3 separate regions of the Homo sapiens genome follow, and all the other regions are linked to region 1. Evidence: chromatin contacts called from ENCODE Hi-C or POLR2A ChIA-PET data. All regions are on one chromosome and are shown on one strand. The core of a region is the stretch at or near the end of the contact, and the rest is flanking DNA. Distances in the headings are between cores, read along the strand shown.

Evidence for each region. Hi-C counts contacts between places; a loop is a spot of excess contacts on that map. ChIA-PET counts read pairs that join two places held with the same protein, here RNA polymerase II (POLR2A). Pooled maps may share reads with other maps.
Region 2: a map of CD8-positive, alpha-beta T cell shows a loop between it and region 1 (7-fold over the local background). The contact joins the promoter of TENT4B here to the promoter of N4BP1 in region 1. A Hi-C loop is called at or near these places in 2 of 168 maps with a recorded cell type or tissue (CD8-positive, alpha-beta T cell and naive thymus-derived CD4-positive, alpha-beta T cell), 1 of 37 single-sample maps with no recorded cell type and 12 of 50 pooled maps. POLR2A ChIA-PET finds 5 or more read pairs at or near these places in 1 of 52 experiments (activated T-cell).
Region 3: a loop to region 1 is called in a pooled map, with 11 times the contacts of the local background. The contact joins the promoter of ADCY7 here to the promoter of N4BP1 in region 1. A Hi-C loop is called at or near these places in 6 of 50 pooled maps. POLR2A ChIA-PET finds 5 or more read pairs at or near these places in 2 of 52 experiments (activated CD4-positive, alpha-beta T cell and activated CD8-positive, alpha-beta memory T cell).

The regions. Positions count from the first base shown.
Region 1 is chr16:48,608,900-48,611,599 of GRCh38, reverse strand. N4BP1 (NEDD4 binding protein 1) reads left to right here and starts at 1,420. Exons shown (of 7, transcript NM_153029.4): 1 at 1,420-1,825. The coding sequence starts at 1,628. It overlaps LOC124903687 (a long non-coding RNA gene), which reads right to left and starts at 1,290. Exons shown (of 2, transcript XR_007065063.1): 1 at 1,082-1,290; 2 at 387-945. RefSeq lists enhancers at 1,150-1,229, 1,240-1,289, 2,240-2,289 and a silencer at 1,330-1,929.
Region 2 is chr16:50,152,032-50,154,731 of GRCh38, reverse strand. TENT4B (terminal nucleotidyltransferase 4B) reads right to left here and starts at 1,426. Exons shown (of 12, transcript NM_001365324.3): 1 at 473-1,426. The coding sequence starts at 1,110. RefSeq lists silencers at 587-756, 877-926, 1,107-1,206, 1,437-1,596, 1,707-1,876 and 1 more and an enhancer at 1,413-2,370.
Region 3 is chr16:50,265,217-50,267,916 of GRCh38, reverse strand. It overlaps ADCY7 (adenylate cyclase 7), which reads right to left and starts at 1,366. Exons shown (of 26, transcript NM_001114.5): 1 at 1,237-1,366. RefSeq lists enhancers at 1,594-1,683, 1,629-2,222.

The sequences.
Region 1 (2,700 bases), core at 171-2,670:
CAGATGGCACAGACTCCTGGGCCCACAAGTTCACTGTGGTTGCATAATCCACACAAAGATTTTCCCTGAAAATTAGGCCTTAAATATATTGCTTAAGTTAGCAATAATAATGTTCAGTGAGCACTTACAGTGTTGGGTGCTGTATTAATATTCACAATAGGAAGTACTATTATTATCTACATTTTATAGATGAAAAATTAAAACAGAGAGAGGTAATATTCCCAGAGCCCCTATCTACTATAGCCACAATATTTAGCTGAAGGAAAGGAATCCAACACTTTATCTTCCACAATCTGTTTTCATGGACTCAGAGAATATAAAGGCCTGGAAAAGGCCTTAGAGATAACTGAGTGTACTCTTTTATTTTACAGATCAGAAAACAGACCTGGAGAGGGGTTAGGGTTTATTTGCTCCAGTCCCAGGGAAGATCATGAGTGAGCCCCCAAACTCCCACTTTTCGGGCTTCTCCCATAACATATCCCCTTTCTTCCCTCACAGAAGAAATCACTCTCCTGAATTTATCTTTTTTTTTTTTTTTGAGACGGAGTTTCGCTCTTCTTGCCCAGGCTGGAGTGCAATGGCGCAATCTCGGCTCACCGCACGCAACCTCTGCCTCCAGGGTTCAAGCGATTCTCCTGCCTCAGCCTCCCTAGTAGCTGGGATTACAGGCATGTGCCACCACGCCGCGCTAATTTTTTTTTTTTTTTTTTTTTTTTTTTTTTTTTTTTTTTTTTTTTTTAGCAGAGACGGGGGTTTCTCCATTTTGGTCAGGCTGGTCTCGAACTCCGGACCTCGAGTGATCCACCCGCCTCTGCCCCCACAGACTGCTGGGATTACAGGCGTGAGCCACCGCGCCCGGCCTTCTTGAATTTATCTTAATCATTTTTTTGATTTTCAATTCTCCGTAAGTATGCCCATTTTCTTCTCTTCTTGCTACCATTTTTACTGAAAGAAATAAAAAGGGAAAGAGAAAAAAGTGAGAAGGGCAGCTAAGAAGGTAAAAGGGTAGGGAGGAAGGGAAGAAACAGAGAAAGAAAAGTCCCGTCTGCCTGTGGATTAACGTGAAACTGAATAACTCAACTGCTAGAATCCTGGTTTGAGCGTCAAGATGTCTGAGGTCAAGTCCAATCCCTGTGACACTCTCAGTCTCGCCTCCTGGCAATTAAGTTTCCCCAACTATAAACCCATATATCTACATCCACCAGATCCCGCGAAAGCGGTTTCCCCTCATCAAAGAAGTCCGCCCAGGCCTCCAAAACCATCCCTTTATTCTCAACCAACATGGCGACTGAGGGTGACGTCAACTTCCGTCGCCTTCACCCTACTCCCTTCCCCTAGGGGGCGGCGAGCCTCAATGACGGCTGCGGCCGGGGCGCATGCGCGGCGGCGGGGCCCGGCCCGCGGCGGCGGCAAAGGGGCGGAGGGGTTCGCTGCCAGCAATTGCCAAGCTGCTGCGGTCGTGGCGGGATGGTATAGCCGGGCCTGAGGGCGGGCGGCGGGGCGCGGGCGGGGGCGAGGCGGCCGGGAAGGGCCGACGCCGCCTGACTGGCTTGGGAGCAGCGGCAGCAAGCTGAGGGGGCGTCGCCGCCGCCGGCCCCCGGCGCCGCCGCGGGAGGCCGCGCCCGCCATGGCGGCCCGGGCGGTGCTGGACGAGTTCACTGCGCCAGCTGAGAAGGCGGAGCTGCTGGAGCAGAGCCGCGGCCGTATCGAGGGCCTGTTTGGCGTGAGCCTAGCCGTGCTCGGCGCGCTAGGGGCTGAGGAGCCGCTGCCCGCGCGCATCTGGCTGCAGCTCTGCGGGGCGCAGGAGGCGGTGCACAGCGCCAAGGTGAGTCCGGCCGCCGCCCCCGCGCGCCCGCGGCCTCGATCGGTCCGGGTCTCCGGGCTCCCGCTCCTCCCCGCCCCCGCCGTCCGCCGCGATGCGCCTGGGTTGGGAACGCAGTCTCGGGAGCCAGCGAACGTGCCTTTTCGGCTCGCGAGCCATGTGACCTTGGATAGCGGCTTGATCCCCGGAGCCTCAGTTTCCCCATTTGTAAAGTGGCGCTGACGAAAGTACCTACCTCAGAGGGCTGTCGCGAGGATGAAAGTGGGGGATGTGTATGAAGCGCAGGCACAGCGTGTGGCACGGATCGGGTGCGCTGCGCATGTCGCCTGTTGTTGTCAGTTCCCCGGCCCCCAGGATGGTACGCAAGGCCTGTTGCTGGGCCCGCAGCCTCGTCCACCACCTAAGCCTTTATCCCCCAGTCCCGGGCCTCCACTACTGCAGTTCTGAGCCTTTTTGGGATCTCAGTTCCTCTTGAGAATCGGAAAAAAACTATTAATAGTAATAAAACGCTCGGAGAATGTCAGAAAGAAAGGATTTATGTTTACCTATTTTTTTCTATTTGAGACAGGGTCTCACTCTGTCACCCACAGTGGAGTGCAGTGTGGCGCGGTCTCAGTTCACTGCAGCCTCGACTTCCCGGGCTCAAGTGATCCTCCCACCTCAGCCTCCCGAGTAGCTAGTACTATAGGAGCGCGCCACCACGCCCGGCTCATTTTTTTTTTTTTTTTTGGTAGGGGATTTCACTATGTTGCCCGGGCAGGTCTCGAACTCTTGGACTCAAGTCATCCTCCCATCTCGGTCACCCAAAGTGCTGGGACTACACGCGGGAGCCACCCCGGCCGGATATTTAATATGTTAACAAAAAATAGCGTTATTCT
Region 2 (2,700 bases), core at 177-2,676, 1.5 Mb before region 1:
CTCCGGGTCCTGCACCATCAAAAAACACTCACACACCAATGTTCTCAGGGAATGAATGATAGGCCCGTGCTAAGCGGTCTCATCTTGAGTTGTGATGATGGGGAAAAAGGTGTGGAGGGCTGGAGGCGGGGTGGTGGTCAAGGGTAGATGTGTTTAACTAAGGGGGATGGGAGGAGAGTGAATGGATAAAGGGGGGGGCCTGGGGAAGGTGTGGACGGTTAAGAGGGAGGGGAGGAAGGTGTGGACGACTAAGGGAGGACAGGAGACGGAGGGTGTGGACGGCTAAGGAGGCTTGGGGAAAGGTGTGAACGACTGGGGGGTTGGGGATGGCCAGCAGCACCCCCGTGCAACAGCAGCGAAGGCAGGCCGTGGGGGTGGCCGCTCCTAGACCCTCACAACCCCCCTCTGTGGGCGTGTGCCCGGCTGCGCATTCGCACCGGCCAGGCCATCGGGCCGCAGAGCCAGCACTCACCCCACGACTCCCTGGTTGTAGTTCCTCCGTTTCCACGGGGTCCCGCTGTACACGACCCCGCCGCCGTCTGCTCGGCCGCCCCCCGCGGCCCGCCCTCCGCTGGGCTGCAGCAGGCTGTAGTTGAGTCCATACGTGCTGGCCTTGTTGTCGCGCTTCCTCTTGTTGCTGCTGCCCGAGGCCGAATCGGCTGGATCGGCGGCGGGGACGGCGGCCGAAGGGTGCGGGGACGAGGACGCCGAGGGAGGCGAGGACGCCGAGGAGCCCGCCCGGCGGGCCCAGGCCCCGGGCTGGTGGTGGTTGTTGTTGTTGTTGGTCGTCTCTAGGGGCAGGAAGTCCCGCTGCTCCGCGGGCAGCGCGTGGCTGCCCAGCAGGCGCTCCCCGGAGCGATACATGCCGGCCGGGGCCGGGGCCGGGGCCGAGGCCGCGCCGCCGGGGCTGCCGGTGCTGCTGCCGCTCCCGCCGGTGGCCGTGCTGCTGCTGCTGCTGCTGCCGCCGCCGCCGCTCGCGCCGCCGCTGCTGTGACAGTGGTGGTTGAAGTAGAGGTTCCTCAGCCCCTGGGTCGTCTCCCAGATCTGCATCCACAGACTGTTGGACGGTCCGAGCTGCTCTGGCTGAAACCAGGCGATCCTCGGATCCATCAAACGGCGGCGGCCGCTGCCCCCGCCCCTCCCGGCCGCCCGCAGGGCCGCCGCCGCCGCCGCCTCAGGCGCACGCCCGGCCTCGGCTGCTGCTGCTGCTGCCGCTGCTGCCGCTGCTGCTGCTGCTGCTGCTCGGGGCCCGCCGCGGGCGGCGCGGTCGCGCAGGGAGCCCGGCCGGCGCCGGCGGCGTCGCTCCCGCCCTCGGGGGCTCCGCGGGCCCTCCCCCCCTCCCTCCGCCCCTCCGCCCCTCCGCCGAGCCCCTGTCACTGGGGTCCCCGTGCAAATGGCGGCGGCGGCGGCGGCGGCTCCACAGAAGAGCGAGCGGCGGCGGCGGCAGCGGCGGCAGCGAGACGCGCCTGCTCCGTAGCGTCCTCGCTCCTCCGGCCCCGGGGCGGGGCCTCTGCCGGCTCCGCCCCTCTCGCTCCGCCCCCCCCCCCCACCGCCCCGCCCTCACGCGCTCGCCCCGCCCCCGCTGCGCCGCGCAGCAGCCCGGGAGGCCTCGCCGTGCGTCACAGAGGCCGCGGCGCGACGGGGCCGCAACCGCCTGGCCCAACCGTACTTGCGCCATCTGTGGAGTGCTCCCACGTACCTGGGCGTCCGGGAGCTTCTGAGGCGCGCGCGGCTTCTCCGCCTCGGCTTCCCCGGTGCTGAGCGTGGACGAGGCCGCATGGAGGTTGCCGCCCGCCCCGCAGGGAGCGCGTTGTGGGAGGTGCCACTCCGCCCCTCGCTCCTCGCCCCTCCCATCCCTGTGGCCGCCGGATCCCGGGCCCTCGCAACCCTTCCTGACGTCTTGGCTTCTGCCTGCTTTCTAAAACACTTTCTTTTTAAAAAAAAAAAAAAAAAAAAAAACAGCCTATAACACTTTTTCTGGTGGCGTGGGGACACGCCCCCTGCCCGAGCGTGTGCCCCGGGGTCCTGACGCGGGCTGCGCGAGACCCTGCACGGCTACGTGTGCCCCGCCCTGCTGCGCCCTGGCCGGGGTGGGGGACCCCTCACCCCGGCCTGAGGCCACAGAAACCTGTACCCCATGCATAGCCCTGGGGGAGACCACTAAGACTGAGAGTGTGAGCCAAGGGCGGAAAGCCGCAGCCGCACACTCAACCCACTTTACAGGGACACGCAAACACGTGTAGATGCACAGAGAAGCAGACACACTCCTGCGCGGCGTAGCAAAGACGCTCTCCTGCCCTAAGGTGCACCAACAGCCTTAGAAAGCTCTTCTGAGTTCAGCATTAAATTTTAAGAAAACCCAAAACCTTTTAATCCTAAAATGAAGATTTAGCATCAGCAAAGATTGTCCACTAGGTCGTTATTTGCATGTCTTTCAAATCTCAGTGGTTAAAAAGCCAAGGAAAGGGGAATGTTAAGTATTTTAAATCAAGAGACTAAAAGAAAGTAAGTGAACAGCTTCTATGTGGGCCCTTTAAGGTTGGTCCAACGTCCAGAACAAGTCCCTGATGCCTGATATTGGCCTTCCATTTTGGGAGCTCAATATCCTGGAAAGTTTTTATGACAAATAGTGGAAAACTATCAAAGAACTAAGTGTCGCTCTACCTTTTTCTTTCTTTCGAGACTAACTCTTGCTCTGTC
Region 3 (2,700 bases), core at 117-2,616, 1.7 Mb before region 1:
GGTGGGAAGCGAAGGCTGTGCAGCAAACGCCTTCCTGAGCTGCAGCCCCCTCAGCCTCCTGCACTTCCTGCAGGGCTGGCACTTGGCACTTCCTCTCAAATTGGCTGGCTTGTCACTTTTATGTCTCCTTTGGCCTCGTCTAAGACAATAATACAGTCATGATGTCACAATGGCAATGTCCTATTTACAGATTTTTTTTTCCCCAAGACAAATACTTAGATTTTAAACATGTCCTTCCACACACAGGCTAGAACCCCCTGTGATTCCCTGGGCAGCCCGGTCCTCACTCCGAGAAACACTGGTGTTGAGTCCACCCCTCACAGCCTCCATCTGCAAGATGGTGATGCTAGTGAAGGCCCACGGTCACATAGCCCTTCCAGACACATCCAGCCCACACTGGCTGCCCGTCCAGGCCTTGGACCCAGGGCCCCTGTCGTAGGTGGCTCGGCCTGGCCCCTACCTCCAGGCCCTTGGCTTCCCCCTCCCGGCCCTCCCTTCTCCTCTCCAGCAATGGCTGTCCAGGGAGGAAGCCCCCAGCCACAGATGTCCCTGCCCTTGACCCTGATGTGATGACACAGAGAAGAGGCAACTGCCTCACCCTCTGTACATACATGTTTAGATGAATGCATAGAAAGCTCCAGAAAGACCCGCTCCAGAAAGACCCACTCCAGATGGCCCATGCGGTCCCTGGGGGATAGAGGAGAGGCATTGCAGGGAAAGGGAAACCAGTCTGCTTTTTGGAGGCATCTTGGTTTCCTGACCCTCAGGCATGCACTCCTTTCAGAGGTTTTGTTTGTTTTTTGTTTTATAATTTCATAAAATTAGTTGAATTGGCCTTCCCTTGCCAATGTTTCCTTTCATTGAGAAAAGTCATGTGTGCTTGTAAATGTAAAATTACACCCTCGAGAAGGAGTGTGGACATTTGAGAGTCTGTGGTTCCTAGAATTCCAGATGGAACGGGCCACATGTACAACATTGTGGTCACAACCGCACTTTCTTGTCAGGCTGGGAAAAGCCAGTGACAAGTCGCCTCTGGTCCCCTGTTGAAGGGCCGCCTCTCCCAGCCATCTGCCCAGTAGGCTCACGGAGCCTCCTACTCCCCCAGCCCAGACCCTGCCCAGTGCACTCCCAGGCCAGGCTGCCGGGTGAGCTGCTTCCCACCCACTGTCCAGCCCCGTCCCCTGGGGCTCAAGCCACTAGGACTGGTGACACTCCATCCCCACACCCCACTTTTACCTGGCTCTCCTCCCCGGCCCCAGCAGCCGGCCAGGGTCTGCAGGGAGGTGGCCCGGCCCCCGCCTGCCCTTCCTCAGACGCGCCCAGGCTCACCCATCCGAAGGCTCCTTCCACGCTACCTAATGAGAGTGAGTCACATCTGGGACCCACCACTTCCTGCTCCGGCAGCGGCAGCAGCGGCGGCGGCGGCAGCAAGGCTAAGGCACAGCCCACAGCCCAGCCTCTCGGGGTGTGCAGGGCCCCCTCCCCCAGCCACAGTGCTGCTCTCCGCAGCCTGGGAGCTGCCAGGCCTGGGAGCTGTCGGGCTCCAATGACTTCATGGAAATTTGAAGCTTGAAGCTGGAACAATTTTGAAAAAATAATAATAAAACAAGCACCAAAAACCTCCATTAGAAGCCCCAAGACAACTGTTCAAAGTGGGGAGCAAATGCATCCTTAGTGAGCAATTAGCAATTAGCGGCCTGGCCTGAGCCTCCTGTGGGCTCTGACGCTCACAGACAGGCCCCCCGCGCCTTCCTGGGACTCAATTTCCCTATCTATGTAGTAAGGTGGCCCCGTCCACCTCTGAGAGGGGCCCAGGAGAGGTCAAAGATCTTCCAGCCCAGCCCACTGCCTCTCCATCTCACCTACGCTCCCATGCTGGGAGCAGGGCAGGGGCAGGCCCATCCTTGGGGCTCCTATTCCAAAATCAGAGTCCCTGGAGAGCCCCCAACATCCCTGGGCACCATGAGGCTGGGAATCAAACCCCAGCACCCCTTCTGCTATGCCAGGCCTCAGTTTCCCCACTGGGATCATGGGGCGCTCAGTGGCGAGGGAGCAGATCAGGAGAGGCTAAGAGGAGAGAGTGGAGACTCCCAAAACAGAGGGGGAGGCCTCCAGCCCGCTGGCCACAGCAGCACCTGGTCCTCAGGGAGCCCTTCTGAGCATGTGACTGGCATCCTGGGATTACGAGCTCCTCAAAGCAATGGTGTACCTCCTCCACCTCCCACATCCAGGGTCAGACACCCCTCTTCTGGTCTTCTAACCCCTGCACCTTCCTCCATCACAGCACCTCTGTGCTGTGACCACTGGTTGCTGGTCTGTCTTTCCTAGGTTATATCCTTGAGGAGGGCAGAGATGGGAGGGCAGCTGTAATATCAACAGCTGTGTCCCCAGCGTCCAGCCCCAGCTGGTCACAGAGTAGACATCCCACACATACTGATCAGGAGGAACTGAACATGTTAGGTGCTGTCTCTGTGCCAGGCCCCATGCAGGGAACTAGCAGGTGATCTAAGGTCTGCCATCTGGTGGAGACAGGCATAGGACTCACACAGGGTTCCAGGCTGCTCCAGAGGCCACAGGAGGGAGTGGGAGACCTCAGGGGATCCTCCCCATCAGGGTCGCCCTCCTATCAGCAAATGTCTCCCTAGCAAATGTCCCAGAGCAGAGAAGGAACAGACATCATCATCATCAAAAGAGGGGAAA